Linked DNA regions of Homo sapiens: region 2 is linked to region 1. A link is an interaction called in ENCODE POLR2A ChIA-PET data of the cell type or tissue named here. Cell type or tissue: MCF 10A. All regions are shown on one strand. Each heading gives the region's core, and the rest is flanking DNA. Links, peaks and the distances in the headings are about the cores only. Region 1 overlaps KLRC4-KLRK1 (KLRC4-KLRK1 readthrough). Region 2 holds the start of KLRC1 (killer cell lectin like receptor C1).

What was found. ChIA-PET counts read pairs that join two places held together with the same protein. Peaks named below come from ENCODE experiments on the same cell type or tissue, not always from the same donor. Only the 100,000 strongest peaks of a DNase experiment are listed, where the experiment ranks them.
Region 2: POLR2A ChIA-PET joins it to region 1 with 5 read pairs; 3 of 35 experiments call an interaction of 5 or more read pairs at or near these places.

What each region holds. Positions count from the first base shown.
Region 1 is chr12:10,366,094-10,376,287 of GRCh38, reverse strand. It overlaps KLRC4-KLRK1 (KLRC4-KLRK1 readthrough), which reads left to right. Exons shown (of 13, transcript NM_001199805.1): 13 at 3,057-3,935. The coding sequence ends at 3,174. It overlaps KLRK1 (killer cell lectin like receptor K1), which reads left to right. Exons shown (of 8, transcript NM_007360.4): 8 at 3,057-3,935. The coding sequence ends at 3,174. KLRK1-AS1 (KLRK1 antisense RNA 1) reads right to left here. Exons shown (of 4, transcript NR_120430.1): 2 at 2,152-2,253. Among named protein-coding and RNA genes, the nearest start is that of KLRK1-AS1, 7.4 kb to the right of the region's middle. RefSeq lists a silencer at 3,891-4,091. In MCF 10A, for the core only: no CTCF peak of the experiment used is centred there; a DNase peak (open chromatin) is centred at 2,127.
Region 2 is chr12:10,449,797-10,459,926 of GRCh38, reverse strand. KLRC1 (killer cell lectin like receptor C1) reads left to right here and starts at 6,550. Exons shown (of 7, transcript NM_002259.5): 1 at 6,550-6,729; 2 at 8,740-8,957; 3 at 9,348-9,443; 4 at 9,960-10,013. The coding sequence starts at 8,771. In MCF 10A, for the core only: no CTCF peak of the experiment used is centred there; a DNase peak (open chromatin) is centred at 6,546.

The DNA of each region.
Region 1 (10,194 bases), core at 663-8,662:
CTATAGTGTGTTTTTAAAAATGTTTTAGGTGTATTTGATCAGAAATGTTTATTCTGCTGTTTTCTATGTATTCTATGTGATAACCTTTGAAATACAAAGTTTTGTAATATGGCTGGTAGAAACAGGCAAAATACTAGACCCTATGTTAGCACTAAGTATTGTTTACCCTAAATCTTTTCAGACAGTTCTTTCTCCATCCTGGAGTAGTTTTTTACATACATGCATTAGTAAGTACTCTGCTGAATATTCAAAGGTGACCTTCTGCATATCTTTACATTTCTTTATTTCTTCAAATCTCTTATCTCCATTTCTGTGTCCGGTGAACTACAGCTTGGTCTTTCTGGATTCTGAAGTGTCCCATGTCTGTAGTTTTTATAGCCTGCTCTTTTACCCACTTGATTGCACAGAGCAATTCAGCACACCCAGACTAAGTGACAACATCTTAATGTTCACTGATCTTATGAATATAGTTGTAATTCTCCAGATTAATGCTAGAGTATTCAAGAAAGGTCATTTCTACCATTTGAAAGATCTGACCTGTCACTACACTGTTCAGTAATTTCTTCATTCAGCTACAACGATCAGGAATGAAACCTAAGCATTTTGTCACTACTGCTTTTCCTTTTTTCAGTCTCATAATATCACAAATATTGCAGAAGTCCTCTAGATTGTAAATATTATAATTCTTTATTTCAAGGGGACTTTAGATATTTGAATTTCCAATTCTTCAATGTAATAAAAAGTCACAACAATATCAATGTTAAAATTAGGTTAATTAGGTGCTTCCTGTCTGTCAGACACAGATTTAAGCACTTAAATGTATCCTTTCATTAAATATACTTAACAATCCTGTATACAGGTGTTATTTTAACCTAATTCTAATGGTATACAACAGAATCTTAACATGTTAAATAACTCACTTAAGTTACAAAATGAATAATTGTTGCAATGAGGACTCAAATATATATATTTCTGGCTCTGGAGCCAGACTTACTATTAAATGACTAAAAAAGTGCTCTTTTCGCTGATTTTTAAATTTACTTTGCTACTTTAATGATTAATTGGCAATGATCAATGCACAACCTTTTACTCTCATGTGTTATTTTCAATTTTCCCCTTGTGTTTATTGTAGCAAGAACTCCCTACCTTCCTTCCTTATTATCTATTTGTAATTTGGAAGCCCCAGTATACCTTAGAATTGATCCAGGATGGCCTCATTTATGTATGGCTTGAGAGTTTTTTTAACAGAAAAAACATTGATTCTCTAAAAAATAAGAGTTTATATCATAGTTTCTCAATATTTTCCTATCTACAAGGACAAAATTTTTTTTCAGAAGCAAAACAACTAGCATACTAACTTTCTGTTTATGCATGTAGTAAATATTGGTTGATTACTGCACAATTTCCAGGAATTATGCAGAGATAACTACAGAGATGAGTAGAATAAAACTCATTTTAGAGCTTCAAACTCTAGTCAGAGATGTAGTTACAAACAAATAATCCAGTGTAGTTAGTTAGGTACTCTGGCAGAAGTGTAATGAAAGTAGTATGAAAAAACAGAGAAAGAAATCGAAGGAACACATGGACAAAGTGATATTAAAAAGAATGAGGCCGGGTGCAGTGGCTCACGCCTGTGATCCCAGCACTTTGGGAGGACCTGAGGTCAGGAGTTCAAGTCCAGCTTGGCCAACATGGTGAAAGCTCATCTTTACTAAAAATACAAAAATTAGCCAGATGTGGTGGCAAGTGCCTGTAACCCCAGCTACTCCTGAGGCTGAGGGGCAGCAGAATTGCTTGAACCCAGGAGGTGGAGGTTGCAGTGAGCCGAGATTGCGCCACTGCACTCCAGCCTGGCTGACAAGAGCAAAACACTGTCAAAAAAAAAAAAAAGAGAGAGAGGAAAGAAAGAAAAAAAGAACGAGACTCTAATGTAGACTGAACCTAGTAAGAGCAGTTATTAAAAAATCTCAGCTGGGGCCGGGTGCAGTGGCTCACACCTGTAATCCCAGCACTTTGGGAGGCCGAGGTGGGTGTATTGCTTTAGGTCAGGAGTTTATAACCAGCCTGGCAACGTAGTGAAACACCATCTCTACTAAAAATAAAAAAATTAGCCGGATGTGGTGGCACATGCCTGTAATCCCAGCTACTTACGAAACTGACACAGGAGAATCACTTGAACTTGGGAGGCAGAGTTTGCAGTGAGCCGAGATTGAACCAGTGCACTCCAGCCTTGGCAGCGGAGCAAGATTCTGTCTAAAAACAAACAAACAACAAAACAAAAACTCTTTAAGAATAGTTTTCTCCCTACAGTGGCCGATTGTTCAGTTACAGAACAGAGATCATTACATCGTCTTTTTAAATAGGGATAGCATCAGACCATAATCTTTTTATTTTTTTGTCAATTTTACATTGAAGTGACATCCTCACTCTTTCTTGAGCTTTCTATTTCCCATCTCTTATGAAAGAAAACAAAGTATCATTATTAATCATATAACTCCAAAAGATTAAAGATGCCAGAGTAAAACACATATATAGATATAGAAATCTCCACATGGAATGCCTAAACATATGCACACACACACACACACACACTTATACACACTTGTGAATGTGTGTATGTATGTATTAGATTTGAAATTTTATTTTCATTTCCTTACCAAGTAAAATTGCATATATCTGAAGAAAATGTTTTATTTTTCCACAAAACACAGTATCAAATTCTAAATTGAACACTGAATTTATTTCTCACTTAAATATTTGTTTTAAAATAAACATTCTAAAGTTTTCATTTAACTTGGGTATACATATGAAGAGATTTTAGACTTCAGAATTGGCTAGTTTCTGATGTATGATAAAAAGAGTGGCGCATTATTTATAATTTTTATTTTTATTATCTGAGTTGGCTATATTTTGTTTATGAATTAGGACCAGGCATGGTCCATAATCTCCTAAAATGGTATTAAGTTCCTGTATTTGAAGTTCAATAGGTATGATTCATTTTTATTTTCCCGCGTTAATAAAATCATGTATGTAATTTGTAATTGTCTCTCCTCTAGACTAACAATAATTGAAATGCAGAAGGGAGACTGTGCACTCTATGCCTCGAGCTTTAAAGGCTATATAGAAAACTGTTCAACTCCAAATACGTACATCTGCATGCAAAGGACTGTGTAAAGATGATCAACCATCTCAATAAAAGCCAGGAACAGAGAAGAGATTACACCAGCGGTAACACTGCCAACTGAGACTAAAGGAAACAAACAAAAACAGGACAAAATGACCAAAGACTGTCAGATTTCTTAGACTCCACAGGACCAAACCATAGAACAATTTCACTGCAAACATGCATGATTCTCCAAGACAAAAGAAGAGAGATCCTAAAGGCAATTCAGATATCCCCAAGGCTGCCTCTCCCACCACAAGCCCAGAGTGGATGGGCTGGGGGAGGGGTGCTGTTTTAATTTCTAAAGGTAGGACCAACACCCAGGGGATCAGTGAAGGAAGAGAAGGCCAGCAGATCACTGAGAGTGCAACCCCACCCTCCACAGGAAATTGCCTCATGGGCAGGGCCACAGCAGAGAGACACAGCATGGGCAGTGCCTTCCCTGCCTGTGGGGGTCATGCTGCCACTTTTAATGGGTCCTCCACCCAACGGGGTCAGGGAGGTGGTGCTGCCCCAGTGGGCCATGATTATCTTAAAGGCATTATTCTCCAGCCTTAAGTAAGATCTTAGGACGTTTCCTTTGCTATGATTTGTACTTGCTTGAGTCCCATGACTGTTTCTCTTCCTCTCTTTCTTCCTTTTGGAATAGTAATATCCATCCTATGTTTGTCCCACTATTGTATTTTGGAAGCACATAACTTGTTTGGTTTCACAGGTTCACAGTTAAGAAGGAATTTTGCCTCTGAATAAATAGAATCTTGAGTCTCATGCATATCTTGTTTGATGATATTTAGATAAGATTTTGGACTTTAGACTTTACAATTGATTCCGTAAAAAGCTAAGACTTGGGGTTATTAGAATGGAATTGTTTGAAATGCTTGTTCCCCGGTGTCATAAAGAAATAGGACTTGAACATAAATTTAATTTATTTAGTAAGGCCATTTTTTACTTCCTGCAGAAAGGGTACACTCACTAGCAGTTCTGCCATGAGAGTACACCGAACAAAGGAGACAGGGTCATTTATAACCTGACATGTCCACACTACTGCTGTGTCCGGTTTCCACTGGCTGGAACGGGACCTCACATTCTGTATTTGTCCCGATTGGCTAGCAACTTAGAACTTTTTAAAAGAGGCAAAGGTAGAGGAGAACAAAGGAAGGAGGAAGTAACTTGTGGAATGCTGAGAAAGATAAAAACACTTTTAAATAAGGAAGAGGAACAGGCTATGACCTAACGCTTGCTTGGACCAGTATAAGCATGCCAGGGCAAATATTTAGGAGCACAGGTCTTTGAATAAATTTTGCTTCTAAGAGAAGTTACTGTTTATTTCTAATTAGATGGGGAGGAAAGTCTTTGAAGAGGAACCTCTACTTTACTTTTTACAATATTCCCCCTTTTTTTATTTCATAATTCCTCCTCAGTCTTGTTTAATATGTTTTGACTTAATTCTTTGTCCTTCTAAGAGAGGTAATTTTTTTTCAATAGGGTGGAGGATAGTTAGGAGTTAACTCTGTAAGAGCAGCAGAGACAAGTTTTTGCATAAAACCTTGAAGGCAGGGCATAATATAACAGTCTACAAGAATAAGTACACCAATAGTAAGGGCAAACGAGGTGAGAATTGAATTGAAGTTAAATTTTTTTTTAATTTATGGTTACCTACCAGACCAACATGGATTTAAATTTTGCAGCTATTTGATTTTTGTGCTTTAAACTTATTTGGCACTTCTCACGGACCTTAATAACATTTACGTAAACCTGAGGATTAAAGGACTCAAGGAGTTTCCTTTGGCCTGCGGTGTTTTGTTTTTACCTTTTTAGATTGACGAAATGCCAGCGTGAAGCGGATAGCCAATTGGATTAGAGCACAAGTACTGCTCCAGTTATTTGGCCGAGTGTCCAGTAAAGGTCTTCCACAGTACCACTATACATTTGCTTGGGGATGGCTAAGCATGGACTGATGGGCAAGTTCTTGGAAAGGCTTGGGCTTCTTGTATCCTTTTATGCTTTCAAGGAACGCCAAATTTTCCTCCTGCCATGAGAGGCACAAAGTAAACTTGGCATTTAGAGGTGGAAGCTGGATTGCCCTCGGAGGCTGACCCGCAGGGTGTTGAATTTCAGGAAATAGCAGAGAGCGCTCAGTATGATGGATTATCCCAAGCAGTGGGATTTTGAAAAAGAACCACCATACACTCCATATCTGGATGACAAGGAGACCATCCAAGTGGAAAGGAGATAATCTGGGCCTCTGGCCTACCGTGTGTACAAGCGTAATAATCGCTTTTATTTAAAGTGTGAATGGATTATTTAATCCATTTCAGCCAGGAATTTGCATCTTGATATTTTGTCTTGATGGCTAAGGTCTGTCTTAGATATCTTATTTTTACAATAGACACCCTAGTTTTATTAGATGTAGGAGCAACTGGTGTGGGATCTAGAACTGAGGCTACTGAAGAAGGGGGAGATGGGGGAAAAATCCATATTTTAAAAATACCTAGGGGGTCTTTTCCATTTATGTCAATCCCCATACCACAGAAGCGACTAAGGGCAGGTCTAGAGTTAGTTAAGGTGGAGGTGGTGATAAAGAGAAGGACAGGGTTACACTGATAAGGCTGACAGTGAGAAGGGGTAGTCCTTTTAGTGAAATAGATGAGGGGTTTTAGATTTGCACAAACCTTTTTCGTGGAAGTCCAGCTTTGCTCCTGGGTAGTTTAAGGGATGTGGTCCCATTTACTACAAGGTTGCCAGCCTGTAGGAGCAGAAAATCAGCATCTTGGCTGCAGGTCATTACAACAATGACTGCTAGGGGTACCTGTGTCAGTTAGAGGGCTGGGACATAAATATTTGTGTGAAAAGGCTAGCTGTTGTTGATATTTTACATTTCCACAAGGTATGACAGAGCAAGAGTTAAAGGCAATGGTCTGAGGTGAGTCAGACTTAGTTACATTAATAACAACGGAGCTAGTAACAAAATACGGAAAGGAAAGGAAGCGATATAGAAGGTATATGAAAATTAAGCTTTCTTTAACTTTAACTTAGTAGGGCTTAATCCTAGTACAGTAACCCATGATTCTGAGAGGAAGATGTTTTCTTGACTCGAGTATGGTGGGACCATTTTTTTCTTGGCTGTGCGGACGGCAGTCTCAGTGGTTAATAGCATAAAATAGGGTTCTTCCCAGGCTGGCTTGAGTTTTTTTTTCTTTCTATCTTTTGATAAGGATGTGGTTTTCAGGCTGGTGCTGGTGTACTGGAAATTCTAGGGGTGCTACCTGTGCTAAAAGACTTTTAGCTCCAAGGGAAGGGAAAGTGGAAGATAGATTAAGTATATAATTTCTGCTGCATATCCTGGGGCTTGAGGCCTCATGGTTATGCCCCTTGCTCTATTCCTGCTCAGCGCTGCCCAGGAGACACTGTGGCCCTGCCCCCTCTTAATGTTTGGCCTTCTTATGGCCTTCACCACCCTGCACTCTGTGGCCTTGGGGATGAGGGTCCTTGTGACTTACCGGGTTGCCTTTAGGCCTTAAGAAAGCCAAACACCATTTTATATTTGACAATGTTTTTGTATGATTTTATACCAGATAAGTTAAATTTTACCATTATATTAATGTGCTATTGATGTTCAACTTAATTTTAATAAAATCTTGTAGACATTATTTATCCAATTTTAATGTCTAACTATAAGGTAAGACTTTTATAGATTCTTTAACTTTTTATAATTTTTGTTAAAGAGCAGGTTAGTGCTTTAAGAAAAATCTATAGTGATTTTATTGTAATATCCAGTTCACAGAAAAACTGGATGATACCCCTTTAACTTTAGCCAATATGTTAACACACAGAATTTCCTTTACAATTAACATTTTAAAACTTGCTTAAATCTTTAAAACAGAAAAAAAGTTTAGCCTTTAATGTAGGTAAAAATCTGTATTCTTATGCCTCTTTATAATCCTGTTATTAAAAGTATTTTTTTACATACCTTGTACATAAACTTTTTTTAATAATTTTACATTCAGGAGGCCTGTTTTTCAGTTATACAATATTTTTTGCATAAATTCCCTTTTATAGCTTTTCTTATGACTTTCACAGACAATCTTCAGCATGTCTTAACTTTCTGCCTTCCTTTTTCACTATTTTTCTAGTTTCACTCTCTGTATCTTCCTTTGATTTCTGTCTCTTCCAGTTTCTCTCTTACTTACTCTTTCCCTCTATTTCTCTCTCTCTCTCATTTGCGCTCTATTTTCCTCTCTCTCTCTCTCTCTCTCTCTCATCCTGTTTCCCTTTCTTTTCCCAAGTTCTCCTGCTCCTGCTGCGAGCCCTGCTGGGCCATGGCACGGGCCCCACCCCCACGCACACGCAGCTGTCTGTTTCTCCTGTGTTTTTTATTTTTCCTGATTTCCCTTTTTATATTTTTTCCTTTCTTTTTACACTTAGTTTCTCTGGCTGGGTGGGTGGGATTTGCCCGGCTGTAGTCTGGGCCCCAGGCAGTCACCGGCCCAGAGGATTGGCAGATGCCTGCCGCAAATTGCAAGAATTATGCCCTTTCACCTCCTCTGCTCTCCTCCCGGCACCAGTCCCCAAGCTCTTTGGGGAGAGGGACTTACCCCTTGGCGTGCCTGCCTGGCTGTTTGGCTCTATGCTTGCTGTTTTTGCTTTCTTTCCCTCTGACTTCCTCTCCTAGTTTTTTTCTTTTCTGCTGGTCTTTCTTTTTTCTCCACCTGTAGCAGGATTGATAAGGAATCAGGAACACCAAGGGGTTGAGGAGGATTTTTATTATTTAGGTGCACTGGCCCAGTTGGATTAACATCCAAATGACTGAGCCCTGAACAAAGAGTCAAGTTATCTTTTAAGTATTTTGTCTGTGGGGGAAGATTTGTGCAGGGGGAAGCATATTACAGAAGCAAGAAACAAAGACAGTTATTCAATTGAGACATACATTACATTGTTTCTTACTTTTCAAGGAAAAGCATGTTTTATGACTTGAGTTTGTCTGTCTAGTGACCTTGCAGCTGCACAGCTAGAGAAACAGGGTCTTCACAATGCCTGGGAAAGGGAGAGATAAGGCTCACTAGCCACGGAAAAACAGGCAGTTAATTTTTAAAGGACTCCAGTTCTTTCTCTTCCTCAGGGGGAATTGGGTTTTCTTACATACAACTGAGTTTTTGCTTACACATTCTTTAATTTCTTTTAATTCCTGTTCCATTCCCCCCTTTGGTGCTTTTTATAACAAATGTGTTAACAGAAAGCACCACTATTTGCCACGTCTTCGTGGAGCTGAGCTGCTGCTTCTACCAGCAGCGACTGATATCTGGTTAATGCCATCATCTGCATGGTAGTGTATCAGGCCACTATTGCCTCCATAGTTGACTGAATACTTCTAATAAACAGGGGTAAAAGGCAAGGGAGGATGAGGCAGATGCCAAGAATAACCAAGAACCCACCAATGAGGCTTTTGAATCCTCTAAAGGCTGAGAACCATCCTCCAAACAAGGAATCCGGGGACCACCCAGACCAAGTCTGAACTGGAATATGGGCCAATGTGTGCATTCTAGCGGTGATTTCCATGACAGCTCAACCATTATCATCGATTTCTAGGCAACAGTTGGTTAAATTAAATTTTCCACATACTCCTCCTCCTGAGGCTAAGAGGTAATCTAAAGCCAATCTATTTTGATATATAGCATTCCTCATTTCTGTTGTTGTATTTTTTTCCATGTGAGTTCCTTGGTGGAACTCTTTTAAAAATCTGGGGGCCACCATTTCAGGTATGGCTAGCCTCCCATTGGATAATATTTACCATCTCCTTTTAATGTAGTTTTTATTTTTCTGGGCAAAATAAGCCCTTTCATTTGGAGTGTAGCTTGGGATATCCAGGAGAGGAATCTCTGGGAGGAGAGGCATAGCTAAGGCTTCCTCTTTAAAAGGTGGAGTTGTCATTGCAGCCTGCTTTGCCTCTTTGTCTGTTTTCTTATTTTATTTTATTTTTTTAGCCTTTAGTATTCTTCCTTTTTGGTGCCCCTTGCAGTACATCACTGCCACCTTTTGGGGCCTATACAGCATTTAAGAGCTCTAGAATTTCTTCCTTATACTTTATTTCTTTACTTTCAGCAGTTAAAATTATTTTTTCTTTGTAAATAGTCTCATGAACATGCAAAGTGGCAGAAACATATCTGGAATATGTGTAAATATTTGTCTTTTGGTCTTTGGCTAGCCAGAGAGCTCTTGTCAGAGCTATTAGTTCTGCTTTCTAAGCAGAAGTTTTTGTAGGCAAAGACTGCACCTCTACTACTGAATCCAAAGTCACCACTGCATACCCAGCTTGGCGGACTCCGTTTAGTATGAAACTGCTTCCATTAGTAAAATATTCAATGTCCAGGTCCCTGAGGGATGTATCTGTCAAATCTCTCTGGCTTAAGAACACTTCATCTATCACATTTACACAGCAACGAAGGGGGTCTCCTGGCACTGACTCGATGAGGAGCAAGGTAGCCGGGTTTAGGGTATTCACCATCTCTAAAGTCAGTTTATTAGCTTCTTGTGCCAGTAGGGCAGTAGCAGCTAGTGCTTTAAAACAAGGAGGCCATCCAAGTGCCACAGAATCTAACTGCCTGGATAAGTGTGTCACTGGGCAATGCCATGACCTTATGGCTTGAGTTAGAATCTTTATGGCCTCCCTTTCACTTGTGGACATTCAAGAAGATAAGCTTAGTTAGTTAGATCTGGCAGTCCTAAAGCTGGGATCTGAGTCAAGGCTTCTTTGATTTTTTGAAAAGCCTTCTTCTGGTTGGCCTCCTAGAGGAGGAGTCCTTCTTTCCTCCTCTTTGTGGCTTTGTATAATGGCTTAGCCACAAGCAAGAAATTTGGGATCTAAATGCGGAAGAACTTTGCTGCCCTTAGGAACTCTGTTATTCGACGCCAGGTGGTTGGAGTAGGAAGTGCACAAACAGCCTGCTTTTGTTCACTACTAAGCCATCTTTCCTCTTGGCTTATGTAAAAGCTTAAGTACTGGACACTTTTCGAGCAGATCTGAGCTTTTTTCT
Region 2 (10,130 bases), core at 2,131-10,130, 82 kb before region 1:
TTCTACACAGGACAAGAAACTATCAACAGAGTCAACAGTCAACCTACAGAATGGGAGAAAATATTTGCAAACTATGCATCTGACAAAGGTTTGATATCCAGAATCTATAAGGAACATAAATAAATTTACGAGAGAAAAACAAACTCCATTAAAAAGTGGGCAAAGAACATGAACAGACGCTTTCCAAAAGAAGACATACATGCAGCCAATACGCATATGAAGAAAAGCTCAATGTCACAAATCGTTACAGAAATGCAATCAAAGCCACAATGAGATACCACTTTACACTAGTAAAAATGACTATATAAGAGTAAAAAAAAAAAAAAAAAAAAAAAAGATGCTGGCAAGGTTGTGGAGAAAAGGGAACACTTATACACCATTTATGAGAGTGCAAATTAGTTCGACCCTTGTGGAAAGCAGTATGGTGATTCCTCAAAAAGCTAAAAGAGGAACTACCATTCAACCCAGCCATCCCATTACTGGGTATATACCCAGAGGAATATAAATGATTTTACGTTAATGACACATGTATGCAAATGTTCACTGCAGCACTATTTATGATAGCAAAGACAAGGAATCAACCTAAATGCCCATCAATGACAGATTGGATAAAGAAAATGTGGTACATAAACATCATGGAATAATATGCAGCCATAAAAAAGAACAAGATTATATATTTAGTGGGAATGTTGGTGGAGATCAAGGCTATTATCCTCAGAAAACTAACAGGAGCAGAAAACCAAACACTGCATGTTCTCACTTATAAGTACAAGTTAAATGATGAGAACATATGAACACAAGGAAAGAAACAACAGACACTGGGGCCTACTTGAGAGTGGAGAGTGGTGGGAGGAGGGAGAGGAGCAGAAAAGATAACTATTGGGTACTGGGCTTCATACTTGGGTGATGAAATAATTTGTAAATAAACCCCCACGACATGAGTTTACCTATGTAATAAACCCTCACATGTATTCTAAACCTAAAACTAAAAGATGAGAAAAAGACTGCCAAAAGGCTACCAGAACTGATAAATGATCTTAGTAAGGTCTCAGGATATCAAATCAATGTATCAAAAGCAGTAGCATTCCCATACACTAATAATCTCCAGGCTGAGAGTAAAATATAAAACACAATCCCATTTATGATACACACAAAGAAAATGAAATACATAGGAATAAATACAGCCTACCAGGGAGGTGAAAGATCTCTACAAGGAGAACTACAAAATTCTACTGAAAAAAATCAAAGATAACACAAATTAATGGAAAAACTTTCCAAGCTCATGTATTGGAAGGATCAATATTGTTAAAATGGCCTTACTGCTTAAGGCAATTTACAGATTCAGTGCAATTCCTATCAAACTACCAATGCCATTCTTCACAGAATTAGAAAAAAACTATTCTAAAATTCATATGGAACCAAAAAAGAGCCTGAATAGCTAAAGCAATTTTAAGCAAAAAGAAGAAAGCTGGAGGCATTACACTGTCCAACTTCCAATTTTACAATAAGACTACGGTAATCAGAACAGCATGGTATGGTACAAAGTAGACATCTATCCTAATGGAACAGAATAGAAAACTCAGAAATAAAGCTGCACACTTACAGCCATCTGATTTTCAAAAAGACAGACAAGAAAAAAAGGAATATAAATGGACTGCTTATACAATAAATGATGCTATGAAATCGCCTTGTTGTCTAGGGTAATATCTGAGGTTTGTTGTCCCATGACCACAGAAAACTAGGACGTGAACACACCAGAGTGAGGTTAAGACAGGAAGTTTAATGGGCAAAAGAAAGAGAAGAGATCTCTGCCCAGGGATGGGTACTGGAGAAATGGGTTGCTGCTTCTGCAGTGAAATGTAGAAGGTTTTATAGATGAGCTTGAGGGGGCAGTGTCTGATTTACATAGGGCACGAAAGATTGGTCGGACTAGGCATGCCATTTGCATAGCGCTTAAAGAAGCTGGCCACTCAACCCTAGTCTTTTATTATGCAGATGGTTGTCTACCTGGCCTGTGCCATGTTGCCTGGTTCTTTATTAGTGACAAAGAAAAGGGAAGATGGAGCCTCCAGGTTGAAAATGCCTGGCTTCCAGTCAGCCCCTTTTCTATTGGCACAGCTGCCAGCATGCACACATGCAAGTCTCCAGCCTGCTTATCTATGTCTGCTGCTTCATTTTTCAGGCTGCTCTTTGTTAGAAAAGAAGTTATTTGGGGCTGCTTTTTGTTAAAAGGGAAGCCTTGCTGAGAATTCCTTTACCCTCACTATCTGCCTAAATAATTTCTTTCTCGTTCCTGTATCACTAGTGTAACTGTCTAGCCATGTGCAGAAGAGTTAAAATGGACCCTTACCTTTCACCATATAGAAGAATTAACTCAAGATAATTAAAATTTTAAATGTGATACCTCAATCTGTAAAAATTTTAGAAGAACACCTAGGAAATACCTTTCTCAACATCAGCCTTGGCAAACAATTTTTTGGCTATGTCCTTAAAAGCAAGGGCAATAAAAACAAAAATTGACAAATGAGACCTAAACTAAAAAGCTTCTGCACAGCAAAATAAACTATTAATGAAATATACAGACAACCTACAGAGTGGGAAAAATTATTTGCAAACTATGCATCTGACAAAGGTCTAATATCCAGAATCTATAAGGAATTTAAACAGAACAACAAGGAAAAACAATAACCTCATTTAAAAATGGGCACAGGACATAAACAGACACTCCTTAAAAGAAGACATACAAGTATCCAGCAAGCATATTAAAAAACACTTATCATCACTAATCAACAGAGAAATGCAAATCAAAACCACAGTAAGATACCATCTTACACTAGTCAGAATGACCACTATTTAAAAGTCCAAAAACAACAGATGCTGATGAGGCTGCAGAAAAAAGAAAATGCTAATACACTATTGGTGGGAATGTAAACTAGCCTAACCGCTGTGGAAAGTAGTTTGGAGATTTCTCATAATACTTCAAACAGAGCTACCATTTGACCCTCAATTGCACTACTGGGAATATAACCAAATGAAAATAGATCATTATATCAAAAAGACGCATGCACTCACATTTTTATCACAGCACTATTCACAACAGCAAAGATATGGAATCAACTTATGTGCTCATCAGTGGTGGACTGGATAAAGAAAATGTGGCATATATACACCATGGACTAGTACTCAGCCATAAAAAAGATAAAACCATGTCCTCTACAGCAACATGGACAGAGCTGGAGGCCATAATCCTAAGCAAATTAATGCAGGAACAGAAAACCAACTACTGAAGGTTCTCACTTATAAGTGGGAGCTAAACACTGAGCACCCTTAGACGTAAATATGGGAACAAAAGACACTGCAGACTACTAGAGGGGAGAGGAGAGCAGGGAAGAATGGTTCAGAAAACTACCTACTTTGGATTATACTCACTATTCTGGTATAATATACCCATGTAACAAACCAGCACATGTACTCCCTGTATCTAAAAATAAAAGTTGAAAGAAAAAAAATTGGAAAAATTCTCAAGGACAGTTGACTGGCCAAAGATTTTTTGAGTAATACCCCACAATCACAGGAAACCAAAGCAAAAATGGACAAACGAGATCACATTAAGCTAAAAAATAAACAAAACCCCCCCACGAGATTCTCTTATCTTAGACTTTTGACAATTTGATTATATTATGCCTCATAATAGTCTTTTCTGGGCTGATCTTGCTCATGATTCATTGAGCTTCATGAATCTGGATTTCCATATCCTTCCCAAGTGAGGAAGGTTTTCAGACAGTATGTCTTTAAAGAAAAAATATTTTTGACTTTTTATGTCTCTCTTCTCCTTCTGAAGTTTCTATACTTTCTATACCATATTCTTGGTGGTGTCTCAAAGGTCTCATGCTTTCTTTGCCACTTTTTATTCTTTTTTTACTCTAATTTGTTAATTTTAAAAGACTCTTTTTTTGAGTTCACTAATTCCTCTGCATGATTGAGTCGGGCATTAAAACTCTCTATTGACTTATTTATTTCTTTCATTGTGTTCTTCAGCTCCAGAATTTTTGTTTGGTTCTTTTTAATAGTTTATATTTCTTTATTAAATTTTTATTTTGTTCATGTATTTTTTGTTTTAGTTGTATTTTTTGTTTACTCTTTTCTTTTGCATCTCACTGAGATTTTTTAAGATGATTGTTTTGAATTACTTTAAAGGAAACTTATAGATCTCCATTTATTTGGATCAGTTGCTAAAGCTTTATTAGTTTCCTTTGGTGGTGTCATATTTGTCTGATGCTTTGTTATTTGTTTATCCTTGTACTGATGTCTGTGCATTTGAAAGAGCAGACTCTCTTTCAGTCTTTACAGACTGGTTTCGGTAGGTTAAAAGCTTCTCCTGTTAGTGTCCTGGGCTGATGAGATTGCCTTCAGTATCATGGTTGAATGGGGTTACAGCCAGATCACATGGTTGCTTACGGGTCCAGAGTGGGATCTTTGGTTCATGATCCTTTTACTAGGGCTTCTAGCAGGCTTGTATCCTATTTAGTGCCTCAGAGGGCCAAACTGGCTCTAGAATCATACTGTATAGGGCTGGGGAGGGGATGAGGGTCCACTTCAAGGTCTGTAAATGGTGGGTCTATTATTAGGTGTGTAGTTGGGGAAGAGTTTATCTAGTTTGCTGGGAAGGCTGCTCATGGGTCTCTGAGTGGGTTCCTCAACCTGTGGCACAGAGGAGTTAGTGCTAAGTCACAAGGTTTCCTCGGGGTCTATAGCTGAAACCAGTGTCTTCATGTCTGTCTCTGGGGTCATGGTTGAGTGTGTTTTCTGGCAGGTCTGTGGGCAGGCAGATTTGCCTCAGACTGTAGTTGAGTTGGGCTGGAGCTGGATCCAGAATTGTTTCAAGATCTGAAATAAAACTAAGGTCTGTGCCTGCAGGGGCACTAATGATGTCTCTCTCCAGGTCCCTGTATGGGCAAACTGCTCTCTAGCATAGCTGAGAAGTGTCGAAGCCCCTTTTCTGTCCAATTAAAGGATCTGCTGTGAAACCTAGGTCAATGGTCTCCTAGTTGGGACATGGATGCACATGTCCTCCCTCTGTATCCCTGAGCTGGCAAGACTGCTCACAGTCCACAGCTGAGAAGGGTGAAGGTCAAGATTCAAGGCTGTTTCAGAAACTACCGTGGAACTGAAGTCAGCAAGCCTGTACTGCTGACAAAGATGATTGAGTCTCACAGCAATTTCCTGTGATTAACTCAGGTCACAGTTGAGAGGAGTTTGAGTGGAGATTCAGGGCCATTTTAGTATCTTCTGTAGGACAGAGGTCAGCAAGCATGCCCCAGAGGTACAGATGTATATGTCTCCCAGGAAGTCTCTGTGGGTGAAGGACTGATCTCAAGTTGTGGCTGACACTAGTTAAAGCCAAGTTAGAGGGCTGTTTCAGGGTCTACATTGAGACTACAGTTGATATGCCTACCTCCTGAGACACTAGTGTGTGAGTCTCCTCCTGGGCCCCTGGGCAAATGGTTTTGGCAGCATGACCAAGGCCTAAATGGGGCTGAAGGCAAGCACAGGAGGATGGGTCCCTTTTCAGGTCTGGAGATGGAATCACTGTTGGTAAGTCTGCCACTTGGATGCAAATCTATTCCCTAAAACAACCTTCCTAGGTCTTGGGTTCCACTGGCATTTTACAAACTCCTACTTGAATTCCAAACTCCCTCAAAGGAACTTTTGTCTGTGGATGGCTGAAAAATTATTGTTGCTGTGGGGGCATATGTGTGGGGGACCACCTATTCTGCCAATTTACTGACTTTCCTCCTAGTAAGATTTTAAAATTACTTTTTCCCCATACATAGTTTGACTTCAGTTTTTGTCATTTACAACTAAATATTTCTATGAAAGTCGACATAATTTGTTATGGCGGAGGATGAATAAATGAAGAATGTAATGAATAGCTATTTAATATTTCAATTTCTGGTATGCTAATATATTTCAAAATTGATTAATATTTTACCTATCCAAGATATTTTTATCAAGGGTAATCTGAAGATTAAATAATCTATTTTTAAAAATTAAGTGCAAAAATTTAAGAACTAAGAGAAGTTAATAATATAACTTTGGCAATGATGCTTTTTGTGCCAGCTACAATCAATTGAGTAATTACTGCAGTAATTTTTCAGAATAATTAAGGAAAAAATCAGTAGATATCAGTTGATAATATTACTATGAGTTTTAGAATGTTTTCTATTATAATGGAAGTGACATAATAAAATAATATAAAGAAAAGAAGTATGCAATGTTAAGATTTAGCAACCTAGTCTAAAAGGCACTCTTAACAAGGTGAGGGTTGACAATGTTCGTGATCAAGACAGAAAAAAAAAAAATTCTCATAGGCACTTGAAAAATGAACCAACTAAATGACACACTTTCAAAGTCAACCTTGTACTTTTAATAGACCAAGTATCCTATATTTTGGAGGTGTGTGATGAGATAAAACTGATTTCACAATAGCCCATGTGTAGAATTTCCTGTTCAAACCTTAGTAACACGTTGATGAGAAATCTACTTTTTCCACTCTTGACTCACTCTGAGCCTTCACAGGGCAGTCTGCGAAGATTGCAGGCATTGTTTGTTCTTGTCTTGGATTTATGCCTTTAAATTTCACCTTTTATTACACAGCTATAGCAGGCCTTTTTATGAGACTAACCTGGCCTCTCCACTAAAGGATGTGTGACTTTCTGGGGACAGAAGGTATGTATTGCTACTCTCCAACTCTCTACTAGCCTACCTCATTTAGTGGGTGATTTCAAGTGCTCAATATGATACAAAGGAGGTATAATTAATATACAATAAAATCAAAGTAGAATATTGCTGTCTTCATTTGAATAACTCAGGGTAAAAACCTAAAATATGAAATATGTTGAAGGATTTCTTAAAGTTTTCAAATTATTGTTTGTGGAAATCTAGTGGGTTTGTTGATCAATATCGTTTAAGGGAAAGCTATTAACATCACAATAATGAACAATTAATTTTGTATTTTGTAATCAGTACATCATGTATCTTTGAATAATAATTTATATTTAGCTTAGCCATTAAAGATTATTAAAATAAATCAATCAATTGATGAAAGCCAAATACAATTCCTCAGACACGTAGATTAGAGAAAAGCAGTTTTTATTTTTAATAAAAATCAGAATGAGGTAGATTACATAAAATGCTAAAGGTATTACAAAGCAATAAAAATACTTTTTAAAAATTGATCAAAATATTGCAAAAAAAGATGTAGCGCATGGACATAGGAGACTTATCTGAAGATTTATTTTCCATGCTTTAACTGACATGAATCAGAAACAGTAACATAACAATTGTGACTAAAATAATAATTAAAGTAGCTAATGCTTATTGAGAACTTTAAGTGCCAGGTTGAGTGGTAAATGTTTTACATGCAACGTTTTATATGTTCTTATGCCCATTTTAGATTAACAAACTGGGTTATTAAAAATAGAATAACTTTTTAAAGGTCGCACATTATAAGTGTCAAAGCTAGAATTAATTCTAGATCTCACTGACTCCAGAGCCCATTGACTAAATGATTTAATTACATTATCTGAAATTTTACAAGTACTTATACAACTAAAGTGGCCTTTACTCACTTTGACAACCATAAAATCATTCTATAAGTTTAAATGAAATGTGCTTTAACATGAATTACCTATACTTTTATTTATCATTTTTTGGTTCATAATTTAGCCAGGAAATAAATTACCAATTACTAATTAAATTACCAATACTTCTGTAAGTATTAACAATTTATGTAGTGTTCCTAATACTATTTAGGTTATGCATAAGTTAACTGTGTCACATAGCATTTTCTGTCATATACAAATATTTAATTTTTTATAATTTTTAATAAATAATTTTTAATAATTTCTTAGAACATTTCAGCCATTAAGAAAAGACCATTTAATTACCTCTATTGATTTTCATTAATGTGTATAAATTACTAATTAAAAGTAATGTAGTGCAAGAAATTTTTATATATATATATGTCAACTTTACTATTACTCATGTGCAGACCACATAGTCTTAACCATTACTGGATTTCAAAATTAACATAAAAATGAGTGCAGAAGTTTTTCTAATACAACATTTTAATTTTTAACACAGGTAAAACATCAGACTTTAAGAAATATATTTTTATTCCTGAACTTCTTTATTCCTTAGTAATTTATTGCTTCTCATTGCCCCAGCAATAATATTTTGTCAAATGCAGAAAATTTATCTTTTTTTTTTGAGTCGGAGTCTCACTCTGTCGCCCAGGCTGGAGTGCAGTGGCACAATCTCCGCTCACTGCAACCTCTGCCGCCCATGTTCAAGAGATTCTCCTGCCTCAGCCTCCCGAGTAGCTAGGACTACAGGCGCCTGACATCATGCCCGACTACTTTTTGTATTTTTAGTAGAGACGGAGTTTCACCGTGTTAGCCAGGATGGTCTCGATCTCCTGACCTCGTGATCGGCATGCCTCGGCCTCCCAAAGTGCTGGGATTACAGGCGTGAGCCACCGCGCCCGGCCTAAAAATCTTTTTTTAAAACAAATATTCATAAGAAACGTGTTTAGGCTTGAAGAAAATCAGAGAAAGAACTTTAGATTATTTAATGCAAAATGAGCTCCAATACTCGTTCTCCACCTCACCCTTTTAATTGCACTAGGGAATCCTGTATATAAACCATTTATTAACTTCTTAACTACTGTTATTATAGAGTACAGTCCCTGACATCACACACTGCAGAGATGGATAACCAAGGAGTAATCTACTCAGACCTGAATCTGCCCCCAAACCCAAAGAGGCAGCAACGAAAACCTAAAGGCAATAAAAACTCCATTTTAGCAACTGAACAGGAAATAACCTATGCGGAATTAAACCTTCAAAAAGCTTCTCAGGATTTTCAAGGGAATGACAAAACCTATCACTGCAAAGGTAAAGCATTTAAAAGATCCTCAATATAACAGTCTAGGATGTGCAGCTTGGGGTACAGGAATGTGGGGAAAGAGAAGGGAGTGCTCATATATCTTCTATTTGCAAAGATCAGAATTCCAAGTTGAGATATGCTATTTCAATGTAAAGTATGAAGACTGATTGAACTCATTGTTGAAGTTTGTAGTCTTTGTCAAATAATTCATGGAGCATTATTTTTCCTGAAAATTCAATGGTATATTATTCTGAGAAAAAGATTACAATGGGAGATGAGGGTTTGGGGTCCAAGTTTCTCTGTATGATTCCTGTGCATTCAGGTTCTCTTGTCTGTGAATCTTCTAAACGACTGTATCCACCTCTCCTTTCGCACTGTTCCCATTTCTCTCCCTGCAGATTTACCATCAGCTCCAGAGAAGCTCATTGTTGGGATCCTGGGAATTATCTGTCTTATCTTAATGGCCTCTGTGGTAACGATAGTTGTTATTCCCTGTAAGTCTATTTTCGAAGATTACAAGGGGAATTTTCACGTTAATGATTGAATGTGCCTCTAAACATTTCATATTTTCAGGGAATAGAGTTCTCATTGTAATGTATATATTTGGACTAAATGTGGAATGATTATTCTGAATTTGTCAAAGAATAAATGAAAGAATAATTGTTGAAAGTATTCGCTTCTGATGCAATCGTATGTATATATTTGGATTTCATAACTCAAAAATATGTTCTAGGAGTCTGAAAAACCTTACTGAGAAATAGAAATTAATTTTTGAAAGTAGTTAAATCAAGAATTATAAGAACTATATGAGATGGTGAAATTTGGTTCTTTAGATCTATGAAATACTTTTCCAAAAAACCACCATTACTTTATCAAATTTTTCTTAAAATCAATTTTATTCCATATTATTCTAACTCTAAATAATACAAAAAAATTCAAACAAAAACTTAAAATTATTATGATTGATTTAGATGCTAATTTTTTTACAAAGATTACTTTAATTTTTCTAGCTACATTAATACAGAGGCACAACAATTCTTCCCTGAATACAAGAACTCAGAAAGGTATATAATAATTTTTAAAGTTTTAATATTGTACAGTTTATTTTTTCTTGATCTTAGGCTGTACAAAAATAAAATTTTGGGTGAAAAATTATAAAATTTGGCAATAAGTGTTCATAA